2 separate regions of the Homo sapiens genome follow, and region 2 is linked to region 1. The links are chromatin contacts, found by Hi-C or POLR2A ChIA-PET in ENCODE. All regions are on one chromosome and are shown on one strand. Each heading gives the region's core, a stretch centred on a gene start or an enhancer-like site at or near the end of the contact. The rest is flanking DNA. Distances are from core to core; before and after follow the strand shown.

The links. A loop is a pair of places that touch in the nucleus more often than their neighbours do. ChIA-PET counts read pairs that join two places held with the same protein, here RNA polymerase II (POLR2A). Pooled maps may share reads with other maps.
Region 2: a loop to region 1 is called in a pooled map, with 7 times the contacts of the local background. The contact joins the promoter of CCDC125 here to the promoter of PIK3R1 in region 1. A Hi-C loop is called at or near these places in 5 of 50 pooled maps. POLR2A ChIA-PET finds 5 or more read pairs at or near these places in 2 of 52 experiments (CD4-positive, alpha-beta T cell and activated CD4-positive, alpha-beta T cell).

Annotation. Positions count from the first base shown.
Region 1 is chr5:68,212,485-68,220,079 of GRCh38, reverse strand. It overlaps PIK3R1 (phosphoinositide-3-kinase regulatory subunit 1), which reads right to left and starts at 4,324. Exons shown (of 16, transcript NM_181523.3): 1 at 4,131-4,324. RefSeq lists silencers at 3,608-4,707, 4,928-5,147.
Region 2 is chr5:69,330,086-69,337,680 of GRCh38, reverse strand. It overlaps CCDC125 (coiled-coil domain containing 125), which reads left to right and starts at 4,880. Exons shown (of 12, transcript NM_176816.5): 1 at 4,880-5,032. It also overlaps the pseudogene CHCHD2P2. RefSeq lists a silencer at 1,345-1,639.

The sequences.
Region 1 (7,595 bases), core at 3,075-5,574:
CACTTCGCTCCATACTTGATAATAGGAGCTTAGGATAATTAATGCCAACATAGTACTTACTATGTGCCAGGCACATAGTTCTCAGAGTTGTACATATATCAACTCATTTAACCATTACAATCACTCTAAGTACAACAATTATCTCTATTTTACAGATGAGAAAACAAGCAGATAAAAGTTAAATATTTTGCCTAAAGTTACATAGCTAGTAAATTGCAACTATTATATTACTATTATTTCTATTAGTATTGAATGTCACCTACTGCCATTTATACAATTCAGATTTAACAGAGGAACAAACATTTATGAGGGATTTTCTTCTGCATTGCCTCTTAACTCTGCAAACAGTTCTAAGTGAATCCTGAATCTAGCTAAAATAAAACTCCCGCTGTCTTAAACCCCTTTTGGAGTAAATAGATAAAGGCTGAGTGTGGACTTTGCCCATGTAGTTCTCTCCTTACCTGAGGTAGAGGACGGCTCTACAGAGGTCAGGACAAAGGAGGCCTGGGAGAGGCCAAGGGATGTGTACATGTGTGTGTGCATCCCCAGGATTTAGAGATGAGTAGCTGTGTCCTCATGGTACAGCCCTTGATCCTGGGGCAGAACCCCAGGCTGGGACACTGGGACATCCGGGGAGGAAGACAACAGGCAAGGAATGGCTGGTCCAGATGCCTTGGCTTTATTAACTCACTACACTCACTGGTGGAGCCTCCTCACACTGTGGCCAGACTCCTGTGACTTCAATACTCTCTTGGATGATCATTAACCTGACAACTATTTTGACTACAGGTGCCTGTGGATATGTATTTGATTTACTTTAAGGAAAACAATGCTAGCAGAATAAAATCTCCAAAGATGTTTCTACAGTAGACATTTTTTCCAATAACACTATACTACAATCACTCTAGCCTTTCAAATAAATAAACACCTAACACCTAGGGGATAAATAAAGGCCATACAGACAAGTTTATAAGTAACTATATAGTCTATTTTTTCAGCTCATGTGGCTTAATGTACATGAAATGGTCGTTAATTGCCACTCTTTTAAGCAAGTAACTCCATACAAGTATTGGCAGAATCATGGCAAGTAATCACATTAGGGCATTAGGGTGTACGTAAAGGAGGCATGGGAAAATGCAGTAAATGATATGAATACTTTGAAAATTAATTAAAACCTAGGTTTTGATAAAAAGCTGTGATATAATTTATATTCTGCTTTCTAAAGTAAAAACTAACTTGATAATTCCTTCCATTGATAACTAACTTTCTAGTCTTCCAGGGCTTCATTAAAATGCTTCATTCTCTTGCCTTCACTTGCAAACCCTGTGCCCTGCAAGAGGGAGAGCTGGAGGAGCTCATATGAAACATACAATATCTTTTGCATTGTGTATGCCTTGACGTGAGAGAATTCCAAAACCCAACACAAACATTATCTCAACTGGCTATATTCTACTTGAGCATAAAAATCAATTTTTTTTCAGCCTGCTCATTCACCATCTCTTTATTCAATAAAACATGTATTTTGCAAATCACAAAATGCAAACACAATAAAAGCTGAACTAGAATTGTTCCTATTTTAATGATCATGTGAACAATCTTTCAGAGTAGATGCCTTTTTACAATACTCCCCTGAACGACCAATATGTTGATTGAACATATCAATTTAGGTTGATATGTTCAATCAACATATCAACCTAAAAATTATATGACAGTCATGGAAAAATGTAAAGAAATGGCCAAAACTTTTAACAGTACAAAATTTGGGTTAGTTTGAGTAGGTTTGCATTTACAATTCAAAGTCCTTCAAAAATCACGTTAGGTGAAACTGACATTACCAAAAGATAAACGCATACCACCATCATCACTGTCTATAATCAAAATATGTATTCCTATAACTTATTGTTCCACTTCTGTTTCCCAGAACCAACTTTATTCTGTGAGGATTTCCTGCGCTTAGTATATTTAAACTCAAGAAATCGCTAAAGAAAAAACATTCAATAAATGGGAAACAAAATGCTTTTTACACTGACTATACAGCATCATGGATAGGAAGAGACTCACTGATATCATTATTTTTAAAAAGCAGATAAAACATCAAATAGCAGTGTGTACACTGCAGAGTTCTGTTATGCAACTAAGAACAGGTCCCAAGTCAAGATGAAAGTTAAAAGTAAATGCACATTACACTTTGCAAGCCAGTATCAGATACATTAAACTTTCTCCCAATCATAAAAATCTATCCACTTCTCTGGAAAAAGTAATATGATTATCTAGTACCTACCTGCATATAAAAGCTGAAGAGGCAAGCAGTGACAATACCCAGCAGTTCTGCAAGGCAGGGAGCCTCCTCCACTGGCCTTTCCAACTTAAACCTTAACTCTGAACCAACATTTCTTCCCAAACTTTAGCCGCAGGCACGCGCGCGCACACACACACACACACACACACACCCCCACACATTACTCTTATTTTCTTTATACTGGTCAAAAACACTTGCTTCCTAAAGTTTAATCAACTTTTGCACCTAAGAAAACTCTTATCTGCTTTCTTCTAAACGGTTTTTCAAGAACAGTGTAATCTGTCAAAAAGTTGTATAGCTAGTGAGTTGCTTTTTCTTCCTTTTTCAATGTTAAAAGATACTTGTGGCCTTCTGTGCAGAAGTCACCAAATTCCTAGTAATTCAAACTGTGACAATCTAATATTCTAATAACCTGCTTAAGAAATGAACCTGTCTGCCCACTCCAACCCTTCCTAGCTAATATCTAACCATCTTTAAGGTTGCCAAAACGTAACAGAACTAATGAAGCATTAAAATATAACTCCACATCAAGCCTTGACCAATAAGCTCTGTGAATATCCCTCCTGATTACTAAAACTTGAGCCTCATCACACCAAAATGACAATCTTATGTTGCATTCAAAACCCGGAACTGCTTTATCCATTGGTACTTCGCACTGGCTGACAAAGAGGAAAAGAAGAGAAAAAAGAAAAAAAACCTAAAATCATGAAGCCCCCAAATAAAGAGCAGACTCACACTCGGACACCAACAGCGCTGCAGCTCAAGGGATTAACGGTGGAAGTGAGACCTTTCCGATATTAATAGCGCCCCGGGAAACAGAAGAATTCCCCCAAACCCAGTTGACACACATTCTGCATTCAACACGTAACAGCCATTCTGCATATATCCTTGCATTTCAGGCTCCAATTCTGGTTATCAAAGTGTATTTCTGTACAGGAGTGCCTGGCCAGAGGTTTTCTGTTCTCTTTGTCTTGTGATCTGAGGGGCAGTTTCTGAGCTTAGGTTAGAGCTGTGGTTTCCAGAGAATTGCCCACGATATTTTAGCTCCGGGTTGCAGGCTCCCTGGCTCTCCCCAGCCGGCTCCATATTGCTGGGCAGGTCCCTCCCGCCTCGCCCCACGTTCCAAAAGCTGGATTTCCGGGCGGTTCCAAGACCCCACTAAATATGCCTCCAACAACCTGCCCAAGCTTGGCTGGCAATAAACGCTGAGTTAGGGCCCCAGCGACCAACCGCCCCGAGGCGCACTTCCCCCACCCCGGAAGAGGAGGGCGGCAAACTTCGGAAGGCGGGGGTTAGGGGACGAGCTCCGGGGACCACCGCCGCCTCGCCCGCCCCGGGAAGGGCCCGGGCAGCGACCCTGGCTGCAGCTGGAGGGCCACGGGGGAAGGGAGCGCTCCTTCCCGCAACACGAAGGCAGCGGCCAGGGCGCTCTCCTCCGGTGAGGGGCCCCGGAAAACTGCAGCAAGGCGACAGCGGGGACCCTCCGAAGTGTGCGGTGACGGAGGGTGGGAGGAAGCCCGAGCTCGTCGGCAACTCCGGGGGCAAATGCGACCGGCGGCGTGCAGGACCAGCTCGCAGGAGGACGGGGGAAACGGGAGTCAGGATGGCGGGGATCTCACAGGACGCCGGCCGCGCGCGGGGGTAGTGCTGCCCGGCGGCCAGGAGATGCCGGAGGCGGGGAGGGCCGGTGGCCAGCCCGCTTCCCCCCGGCGGGGCTCTGCAGAAGGAGAAGCCGCTGCCAGTGACAGGAAGAGAGTCGCGGCAGCCGTGCACACATGCACCGCCTCCCCCGCCCGAGCACACACACCCGGGGCTGCTGCTGCCTACCTACCCCGCCCGCCGGCTTCCTTCCTCTGCGGGGCCCGCGCTGCAGCGGTGGCCTCCTGCCCGCTCGGTTCCGACCGGCCTCCAGCCCGGCTGCGACCCGCCGGCCGTGCCCGATCCGTGCTTGCCGTCTCCGACAGCTAGCCTGCCGCCCTCGCCGCTGCCGCTGCTTCCTCCAACTCCGCTCCAGCTGCTGGCGACTCCTCTCCGTGCGCCCGCAGCTCCAGCGCCCGGCGCTAGCCCCGCCTCCGGCCCGGCCCCGCGCGCCCCGCCCCCGAGCCCACACCAACCAGAGCCCGCGGCTCCGCCCCTTTCCGTCCGCACGGCTCGGGCCTCCGAGCCGGCGGCTGGCAGTGGGGGAGCGAGCTCAGGCCTGGCGGACCCTTCCTGCCACCGCCCTCGCCTTCCGCCCCCCAGCCGCGGGGATGCCCCGGGCGGCCGTGCCGCGCGCTGCCTCCGCTGCGGAGTGCTCTGGCTCTACACGTCCCGGGCCCGCCCGGCTGCTGGGCGTCTCCCAGCGCAGAGGCGGAGGGGTTCGGGGAGGTCGAAGACAAGTTCAGACCTCCCTGGAGGCTGGCTGCGTCTCTAATCCGAGTGTCTTTCAGCCAACCCCAGGCTTTTTCGAGCCCCTAGCGCCCCAGCAGAGTGGCTGGGGTGGGGAGGACTCGGATTCCAGAGCTCGCCAAAGCGGAGAGGCCCTGCAATTCCTGGTCTCGCCAGCACTGCCTTCCGAGTGGGCGGAAAACCCGCGGCACCCGCCTGGCGCTCCGGGGGTGAAGGAGGGGTGAAAGGGTGAACCGGAGGGACGGGCGCCCGCAGCCTGCCGCTGGCTAACTCCGGCAGCCTGGCACCGCCGCCTCCGGGAGCCAGGCGGACCCGCGAGAAGGGAAGAGAGTTTTCTGAGGGCGTACGCTGGCTGATGGCTTCTAGTCCTGAGATGACAGAGCAAATGGAGGTCACTCAGGCAGACCACGGGCCCCTCGGCGTTCGCGGAGTCGGGGGCGGGGTTGGCGGGGGGTGGGGTTGGCGCGGGCGGGGGGGGCGGGGAAGCGCAGGTGAATTACATTGTCTCTTAAAGGTGTTAGTTTTGAAATGCATATTCTTCAAGTAATAATTACCTAAGTTGCTCCAGAAAAATTTGATGTTGGTTCAAACCTTCCACTGATGGTAAGATGGAATGCCAGCACCACGTGTGCCACTCTTTCATATTAAAACATGTGAGAATCTGCTTCCTAAAAGCTCTTTCCAGATTCTCCTTTCTGCAGCTTAAAGCCCTGCACCCGCCCACCCTGTTTGCCTAAAGCCCTTTTATAGTTCCCTCCCAGTTTCCTTGCAAGAAAACTCTTAAAAACAAACACACAAAACCTAAGCACTTGGCCTCTGTAAAACGTTGAATTTGGTGGTTTATTCTTGTGGACGTTGGAAGTAGAGGGAAGAACGTCCTAAAATTCATCGCTTATCCTTAAAAAATATCATTTTTAAAGGTGACTCACCTAACAGAAAAGTAAGCTCCACTTTAGGCTATTCAGACACTGGTGTTTCTATTATTCCAAGATGTCTCTTGCAGAGGCGACACAAAAACAGGCAGCTACCCACATCATGTTTAAGAATACACTTTATCTGAAAGCAAATAGGAAATTTACCAAGGTACCTTCTTCACACCTACTGTGTGAAATGAAGGACTTCATGCATTCTCTGTCTGTAAATGGAATGATATACCTTGCCTTGCAGTAGAATTACTTTGATCCAATCCAATAAGCTGAGATGAAACTGCTGTGACCTTCCCAGTATTTCCTTTAGGTTCCGCTCTGAACAAACTCTAACAGTGAAAACCTTGCTAGTTATCTCCTTCTTCTGGAGATAGCTGGAAAGAGTCTTATGCACTATTGCAGTGGGATTCTGTTCACCCGCAAACCTAAAAACAATAAAATTCCCAAATGCACCTCCTCATTTAGACACAGTCTTTAGTAATTTATTTCCAGCATACATTGTATTTCCTTTACGTTTTTTCATCATAAAGAGTGTCCCAAGGGAAGAAAATAAGGCTCTCTTTTCATATACTAAATAAATTCAGTATTTCATTTGTTTTAAACTGATGATATCTCCCCATATCACTAGTATTAGCATTTTTATTTATTTTCACCTTCAATTGATTTCTATGAAACAAAAGCAAAGGCAACAAAACAGCAGTATTCAAGCTTTTTTAAAAATAATCTTTTTATTTAATAAAATCTAGTCTAGAATCCCCAAATACAACTATAAGATAAGAAGTCATGTAACAAGACCAAGAGGCCCATTGCACCACCTCCCTTCCTTCTGTCTAGAACCTCTGGATCCTTGGACTAGAAACATCTGGATCTCCTGAGAATTTGTTGGAAATTCAAATTGTCCTCACTGAATCAGGAATGCTGAGGGTGGAGCCTAGCAATCTGTATTTTAATAAGCTCTCCAAGTGATCTGATGCATGCCCTATGGTTTCAGAACTATTACTCTAAGGCTTCTGGAAACACTGATTGAAAACCTCTGCAATAAAATACTCACATTAAGTACCCAAACACCATGGTTCAATCAGTAATGGCCAAACTGTTGGCCAGCAGGTAGTGACACCAGCAAGGAGCTCGAAATAGCAGAAGATGTACAATTTGCAACGAAAGGGGTGATACAGGGGTGTCACATACAAGGCATAAGAAGTCAAGGACCCCCCAATGTCAAGAAAGGCTGAGTAGCTATAGGCTGAGAAAGAATTCTCCCCAAAGTATGGTAGGATACTCTCATTTGGCATCATCATTCCAGCTACATCAATATTGTGAGTGCTAGAATTAGCTTTCATTAGACTTGAAACCTAAGAATGTATCTTAGGGTTCAAAGCCAATGTGAAATACAAATGGCTTAGACCTTTACTTCTCAAGTGAGGCCCATAGACCAGCAGCTTTGGCACTATGTAAGAGCTTGTTAGAAAGGCAGAATCCCAGGCCCTATCCCAGGCATACTTAATCAAAATCTGCATTTTAACAAGATTATCAGGTGATTCCTATGCAAGTTAAACTTTGAGAAGCCCTATCTTAGACAGGGGTTCTCAGTTTTCTCTACACATTGCAAATACCTGAGGAGCTTATAAAAATCTCAATACCTGGTCTGCACCCCAGATGGATTACATCAAAATCTCTGGGGTGAAATGCAGGCATTAGTAACTTTTCAAGCTCCTCACATTATTCCAGTGGGAAGCCAGATTTTAGGAACCACTGCTTTGGAGGAGCCACTTAAGAAAGGCGCTATTAGGAAAGCCCTCTGGGTACAGTAGAGTACAAATGGCTGGTCTTAAAGCGGGCAGCTGAACTAGAGTTTAGCTAATTGTTGCCGCACAGGAATGTGAGCCCAAATTTTCCAATTTTCCTAGAGAAGCTGAAAATACAGATTTTTATGGACTATTTTCCAATTATTGAATGCTGGCAATGAATTCAACCTTTTTTAG
Region 2 (7,595 bases), core at 3,631-6,130, 1.1 Mb before region 1:
CGCCATTTCACTCCAGCTTGGGCAAAAGAGCGAAACTCCGTCTCAAAAAAAAAAAAAAAGGCAGTTATTGAAGCTCAAAGTGTGACCTCTTCTAGGAGTGTTGAGAGGTTTTAAAACGGCATTCTTAGACCTCAAAAATCTTTCAAAGACACAAAGCTAGACAGTAAAAATTGTTAGCTCTGTGAAAACCATTAGCTCTGTGAAAACCAAAGTGCAAAGCACTTAATAATAGCAATAGTTGTTTCTTACTGTGAACCATGTGTCAGGCACCATTCTAAATATTTCACAAACAATTCATATAGCAGCCCTGTGTGGTAGGTACTGAATCAAGCCAATTTCACAGGTAGAGACGCTGAGGCTGAGCTTGGTAATTGTCAGAGCTTGATTTGAACCCAATGCCATGCTTATATACCTCCAAAGTCAGGCTCTTTTTTACTTCACGATGAATAGTTTTTTTTTCTGATATCACACACACATACACACACTAAATATATATTATATATATAATGTATATATTATATATATTATGTATATATTATATATATATATATGATTTTTGTAGAGAGAGACAGGGCTCACTGCATTGCCCAGGCTGGATTGCAGTGGTGCAATCATAGCTCACTCTAACCTCAAACTCCTGGGCTCCAGCAGTCCTCCTGCCTTAGCCTCCCAAGCAGCTAGGACTATAACTATGCTCATCCAATTTTTTTTAAGAGACAGGGTCTTACTATGTTGCCCAGGCTGGTCTTGAACTCCTGGGCTCAAGCAATCTTCCAGCCTCAGCCTCCCAAAGTGCTGGGATTACAGGTATGAGTCACCATGCTGGGCCTCACATGTTAGGTTTTAATGAGGTCTCTTAGTTTGCCGCTAGGATCAAGTCCTCTCTCTTTTTTTTTTTTTGAGACGGAGTCTCGCACTGTGGCCCAGGCTGGAGTGCAGTGGTGCAGTCTCAGCTCAATGCAACCGCCGTCTCCCGACTTCCAGCGATTCTCTTGCCTCAGCCTCCCGAGTAGCTGGGATTACAGGTGCGTGCCACCACGCCCGACTAATGTTTTGTGTTTTTAGTAGAGATGGGGTTTCACTGTGTTAGCCAGGATGGTCTTGATCTCATGACCTTGTGATTCACCCACCTCAGCCTCCCAAAGTGCTGGGATTACAGTCATGAGCCACCGTGCCCGGCCTCAAGTCCTCTCTCTTACCTCTCACTGATTCAGCCACATACAATTATTTTGATCACCTGCTATGCACCCATGGTGTTCTTGGCACTAGGAATCCTGCTGTGAGTGAAGCTGAGCTCCTGCCTGGGTAGAGCCTGGGCCACATGGGTCTCCCAGCTGTGCTTTGAAGTCACTGTCAAAAGTCCTGGGCACTGGAGAATTTCATGTGTCTGTTGCTAAGGCAAGATGCCAAATTCCACATTTGCCTCCAACAGGAACAAATGTCAGTTTCCACCAAGCCCCACCTTGTTCAGGTGACTCCTGTTGTGAGTCTTTTCATACCATCTCCCCTTCACCCACAAGTGCCACCAACAGGCAGAGGTGGGGAGCTGGGTTTGGAGATACTGGTCTGATCCTTAGGTGAACTCCTCTCCCCTGATGTTGCAGGAGAATGGGTGCTCAGATGGAGAATCAGCACTCTTCTCAGGATTGGAAGGTGCTGTGGCTGGGGGAGTCTGCATTATGTTCTGGGCTGTGAGCTTTTCCAGAATTCTGCTCCACAGGCACACATCTGCTGTGTATGTATTTCATGGTATAAATCAGATGTCCCTGAGTTCTCTAGTATTGAATGTCTATGTAAAAAGTGTCTAGCCCCAACTGAGGATGCTGGAAGTCTAGTCTGTTAGGAGGCCCCTGAATATGTGCTTGTCTTGTGTGACCTTCCAGGAGGTGACTCAGTTCTCTTTTGTTCTGTTTCTTGCTCTAGGCTATTGCTCCATTTTTTTGTAGGTCATCTCCTGCCACTTCTTCTCTAGGGTAATGCTGTTTGCAATACACAGTTCCTTGTCTTGGTTTCCCAAGCATCTTAGTTCTGAAAGTGAGATATGGGCTTGTCTGGGACGTGGGGGACAAAGATCAGGTGCCTCCACAAGTGACTCTCCTCAGCTCCCAGCCAGCTGACAACTGCATGGACTGATGGTCTCTTTCTTTCCTTATCTGCATGCTGGTTTCCAGGACTTTGCGCACCCTGAAGGAGCCTCATATGACCCAGTAGTTTCATTCCTAGGCAGCTTTTATATCTTTTATCATTTTTCTAAGCTTAAGACACCTTTGGTCAGCCACGGTGGCTCACGCCTGTAATCCCGGCACTTTGGGAGGCCAAGGCGGGCGAATCACCTGAGGTCAGGAGTTCGAGACCAGCCTGACCAACATGGAGAAACCCCCTGTCTACTAAAAATACAAAATTAGCTGAGCGTGGTGGTGCAGACCTGTAATCTCAGCTACTCCAGAGGCTAAGGCAGGAGAATCACTTGAACCCGGGAGGCAGAGGTTGCAGTGAGCTGAGATCTCGCCACTGCACTGCAGCCTGGCAACAAGAGAAAAACTCTGTCTTTAAAAAAAAAAAAAAAGACTCCTTTTCTTTCCTCATTAATTTGGCGGCCACGTCTGTCCGGAACTTGTGGGACGTCCTCGTCTTCATCAGGTTGGCAGATACTCCAGCATGGCCTGCCGGCCGCCGAGGCCACCATCCACAGGCTCAAGGGCTCCGTGGTCGCTCCTTCGTGCTCCCGCCTCCAGAGGGAGCCAGACAGTGCATCCTTGCAGTGGACGCCGCCCGCCCGCAAAAGCCTGTTTTTCAATGACTGCCTCTACCTCTGAACCTCAGCTTAGATTTCTCTCTCTCTCTCTCTCCCTCCCTCTCCCTCTCTCTCTCTCTCTCTCTCTCTCTCCCACCCCCACCTCCTCTTTTTAAGACAAAGTCTTGCTCTGTCACCCAGGCTGGAGTGCAGTGGCGCGATCTCGGCTCACGGCAAACTCCGCTTGCCGGGTTCAAGAGATTCTCCTGCCTCAGCCAAGCAGCTGGGAATACAGGCACCTGCCACCACGACCGGCTAATTTTTTTTTTGGAAGAAAATGACTTTATTCTAATTAACTCACAAAGAATAAAATCATAACAGCTAGTTTAAGGAGGCCACACAAACATTTGCCCTGTCACAGATTCTACAGAGTAGGAACACCCCCCTTCCATTTCAATTCTGAAGCAAGGAAGCTAGGAATGACAGGAGAGGTTTAACTCATGGTTACACTTTATACCCTCACTATCAATTCTATTTTTATACTAAATTAACTTAGTTATGAGAGCTGATTTTCCATCTCTCCAGGTTGAACTTCTTGATTAGGCCAATCCGTTTGCAAGTCGGCACTGTTTCAGCACCTCATTGAAACCCTCACAGAGCTTGATGTCACCCTGGTTCTGGGCACACTCCAGAAACTGATCTCATAGAAGCAAGGCTGCTGCTGCTGTGCCGGCTGGGTTCCCTGAGGCTCCTGGTAAGTGATGTCAGGCCTCGCAGGCTCAGCATTACTTCCTCCCCTGAAAGCCCCAGTAATGGCGTGACCCACAGCAGAGCCCACAGCCACGCCAGCTGCAGTGGTTGCCATCTGGGCCATCAGACCTGGCTGCCGGGGCGCAGCAGCAGAAGAGCCAACTACAGATGGGGGTGCCGCTGCTGGTGGCTGAACGACTGGTACTGGCCTGGGTGCAGCTCTCATCTGAGGGGGCCTGGCTGGCCGGAGGGGCCATGCGGGAGGTGCGGCTTCGGCTTCCACGCGGCATCCTAGGTACGCGACGGCTCGGCCTCCGGACGTGTGACGACCGGCTAAATTTTGTATTTTAGTGGAGATGGGGTTTCACCATGTTGGCCAGGCTGGTCTCAAACTTCTGACCTCAGGTGATCCACCCACCTTGGCCTCCCAAAGTGCTGGGTTAACAGGCGTGAGCCACCGCACCTGGCCCGATCTACCCTTCTCTTACAGGATTCCTAGAGACTTAATATTTTGGTTTTGGTTTGTTTCTTTTTTGAGACAGGGTCTCCACTCCGTCGCCCAGGCTGGAGTGCAGTGGTCACTGTAGCCTGGATCTCCCAGGCTCACGGGATCCTCCCACCTGACGGCCTCCCGGCCTCCTGAGTAGCTGGGACTACAGGTACGCACCACCACACCCGCTACTTTTTAATTATTTTTTTTTTTTGAGACGGAGACTCGTTCTGTTGCCCAGGCTGGAGTGCAGTGGCACGATCTTGGCTCACTGCAAGCTCCGCCTCCCGGGTTCACGCCATTCTGCCTCAGCCTCCTGCGCAGCTGGGACTACAGGCACCCGCCACCACGCCCGGCTAATTTCTTGTATTTTTAGTAGAGAAGGGTTTTCACTGTGTTAGCCAGGATGGTCTCAATCTCCTGACCTCGTGATCCACCCGCCTCGGCCACCTAAAGTGCTGGGATTACAGGCGTGAGCCACCGCGCCCAGCCCTACTTTTTAAATTTTTTGTAGAGCGGGGTCTCACTATGTTGGCCATGCTGGTCTCGAATTCCTGGCCTCAAGCGATCCTCCCGCCTTGGCCTCCCAAAAGCTGGGATTACAGGTGTGAAACCCCGCGCCGGTCTGAACCTCAATGTTTGAACCACCAAATTTTACCTGTATTGACACAGGCCCCGTCTTGTTGTTTTTCTAAATCTCATGTCATTGTTTGCATATTGGTTACCCGTGGTTGGCTTTGGAGCTGAAGGTGGACAGAGCTAACATCAGGTTGCACACAGGAACACAGTGAGGTCGCGAAAAAGTAGCGCGAGCTGCCTCCATGGCCCAGGGCGACCTCACCGGCGTTTCCTGTCTGGGACTGCGCCCACGCGGTCACGTGGTGGCCCGGAGGACGCGCGGCGGCAGCGGCGCACGCGCACGGAGAGGAGGCTACTTGCCAGGTGAGCGAGCTGAGTGGGGCGCCGGGGCGGTAGGAGGGTGCTGTTCGCTGAGCTGGAGTCCGGGCTCCGGTCCCCGCCACGGACCTTGAGAGGGTACCCGGGGTCAGACCTGGCAGGTGGGAACCGGGAGTGGGGAGGACCCAGGGCAGGGGCGGGATGCGCAGATTCGTGGAAACTCTGCAGGTTGTGGACAAACTGCCCAAATCCTTTTCCCTGAATGCCAGTTTAATGGCCTCGTCTGATAAGAAAAAAATAAGAAATAGATTTCAGAGACCCTATTTCTCTCTCTGCCTCTCCACCTGCTTTACTTTTTTTCTCTTCTGTTAATTTTGAGCCTTATAAAACTATAGCGCCAGTATCCTGGTTTGGATCCTGAAACAGAAAAAGACATTAGTGGAAAAAATAATAAAGGCTGTGGTTTAGTTAATAGCACGTACCCATGTTAATTTCTTAATTTCGACAAATTGTACACAAATGTTGACATTAGAGGAATTTGGGTAAAAGGTACACAGGAATTCTTAGTACTATCTTTGCAATTTACTGTACATCTAAAATTATTCTAAAATGAAAAGTTAAGAAACAAAATCCTAAAGCAAAGTGCAGCAGGCCATTGTTCACCAGGGAGGGCTCAAGTTAGTTCCTCTTTGTCATGGAGTTAGGCATGTTTGACCAACTTGTTTGCTAAGGCAGAGTTGTCAGGCTACTGAATGTAGATTCTTCTGTCCAAAGGTTTCCGGGCAGGAATCGGTTTTCTCTTTCGATTCTGTCAAATATCTTTGGAACACATGTTGTGCATAAGCAAACGAGACACACAAAGTCTCTGCATAAGGGAATATACAGTCAGTCTAGGTCAGGTAGGAAGTAAGCACTATTAAAAAGATTCAGTAAAACCTCCCAGAACTGGGAAGACTCAGATGTGGAAGAAATCACATCTGGTCCAAGGGAGTCAGGAAGGCTACTGGAGGGAGTGCTGTCCTGAACTGAGGGGGCTCTGAGAAGAAACAGCATTCCTGGGGTGAAGAATGGCACCAATAGAGGCTTGCAGGTGACCAAGCTGAGCTGAGGGAGGAGCCCTGGGAGCAAGTGCAGTTCCTCTTACGTGGAAGCGCAGAGTACATCCAGGGAGTACTGCCAGATGAAACTGGAGGTGAAAACTGTAGCTTTGTTGTAGAAAACAGGGTGACACTTCAGTTGGATACATTATTTTTATTTTTATTTTTTTGAAACGGAGTTTCGGCTGGGCGCAGTGGCTCACGCCTGTAATTCCAGCACTTTGGGAGACCGGTGAGCAGATCTCCTGAGGTCTGGAGGTCTAGACCAGCCTGGCCAACATGGTGAAACCCCGTCTCTACAAAAATACAAATATTAGCCGGGCATGGTGGTGGGCGCCTGTAATCTCCGCTACTGGGGAGGCTGAGGCAGGAGAATCGCTTGAACCCAGGAGGTCTAGGTTGCAGTGAGCCGAGATCGCACCATTGCACTCCAGCGTGGGTGACAGACAATAGTGCTGTCTCAGCTCACTGGAACCTCCACCTCCCAAGTTCAAGCGATTCTCCTGCTTAGCCTCCCAAGTAGTTGGGATTAAAGGCGCCCGCCACCATACCTGGCTAATTTTTGTATTTTTAGTAGAGACGGGGTTTCACCATGTTGGCCAGGCTGGTCACAAACTCCTGACCTCAGGTGATCTGCCCGCCTCAGCCTCCCAAAGTGCTCGGATTACATGTGTGAGCCACTGTGCCCAGCCTACATTTTTTTTAAAAAGGAAAACAGGGTGACATTGACTACAATTATACATGCCATGGGAGCCATGGAATGTTTTACAGCAAGAGAGAGACATCATTCGGTTTGCACTTGGATATTATTGACTTGGCAGCAGTATGTAGGTTGGCTTGAAGTAGACCAATTAGGAAATTATCAGGCTAGCCTTGGGGAATTAAAGAGACGTTCCACCAGGGCAGTGAAATTAATGTGCAAAGAATGACATAGTTTGGGGAGATTTTTTTGGGTCTAGAAGACCTAGCAACTGAAGGCATGTGAAGACCAAAGAGGAAAAAACAATTCCAAAGTTTTGCTCCTGAGTGTTTTGGAGCATAGTTGATGCATTTGCAGAAATAGAGGACTCAGAGGGAGACCTGGAATGGGGGCTGGGAGGATAGTGAATTTTTTTTTTTTAGATGGAGTCTTGCTCTGTCACCCAGGCTGGAGTGCAGTGGTGCAATCTCGGCTCACTGCAATGTCTGCCTCCCGGGTTCAAGCGATTCTCCTGCCTCAGCCTCCCGAGTAGCTGGGACTACAGGTGCACACCACCGTGCCCAGCTAATTTTTGTATTTTTAGCAGAGACAGGGTTTCACTATGTTGGCCAGGCTGGTCTCGAACTCCTGACCTCATGATCCGCCCGCCTCAGCCTCCAAAGTGCTGGGATTACAGGCATGAGCCACCGTGCCCGGCGGTGAATTTGTTTTTGAGCAAGATGTGCTTGGATTGCTGGTGGAATATCCAGTTGGAGATGTGTATTTAAGATTAGTAAAAGAAGCCAAACATTTACAAAAGGGACAGGAAAAAGAAAAAGAGCCTTAGAGGACAGATATGAGAAGATATGAGTCAGGGAAGGAGGAGGATCAGATTTCTATTTCTAGGGGCTTCAGGAGTCAGGTGGACCTGGACTTAGTGAGTCAGTA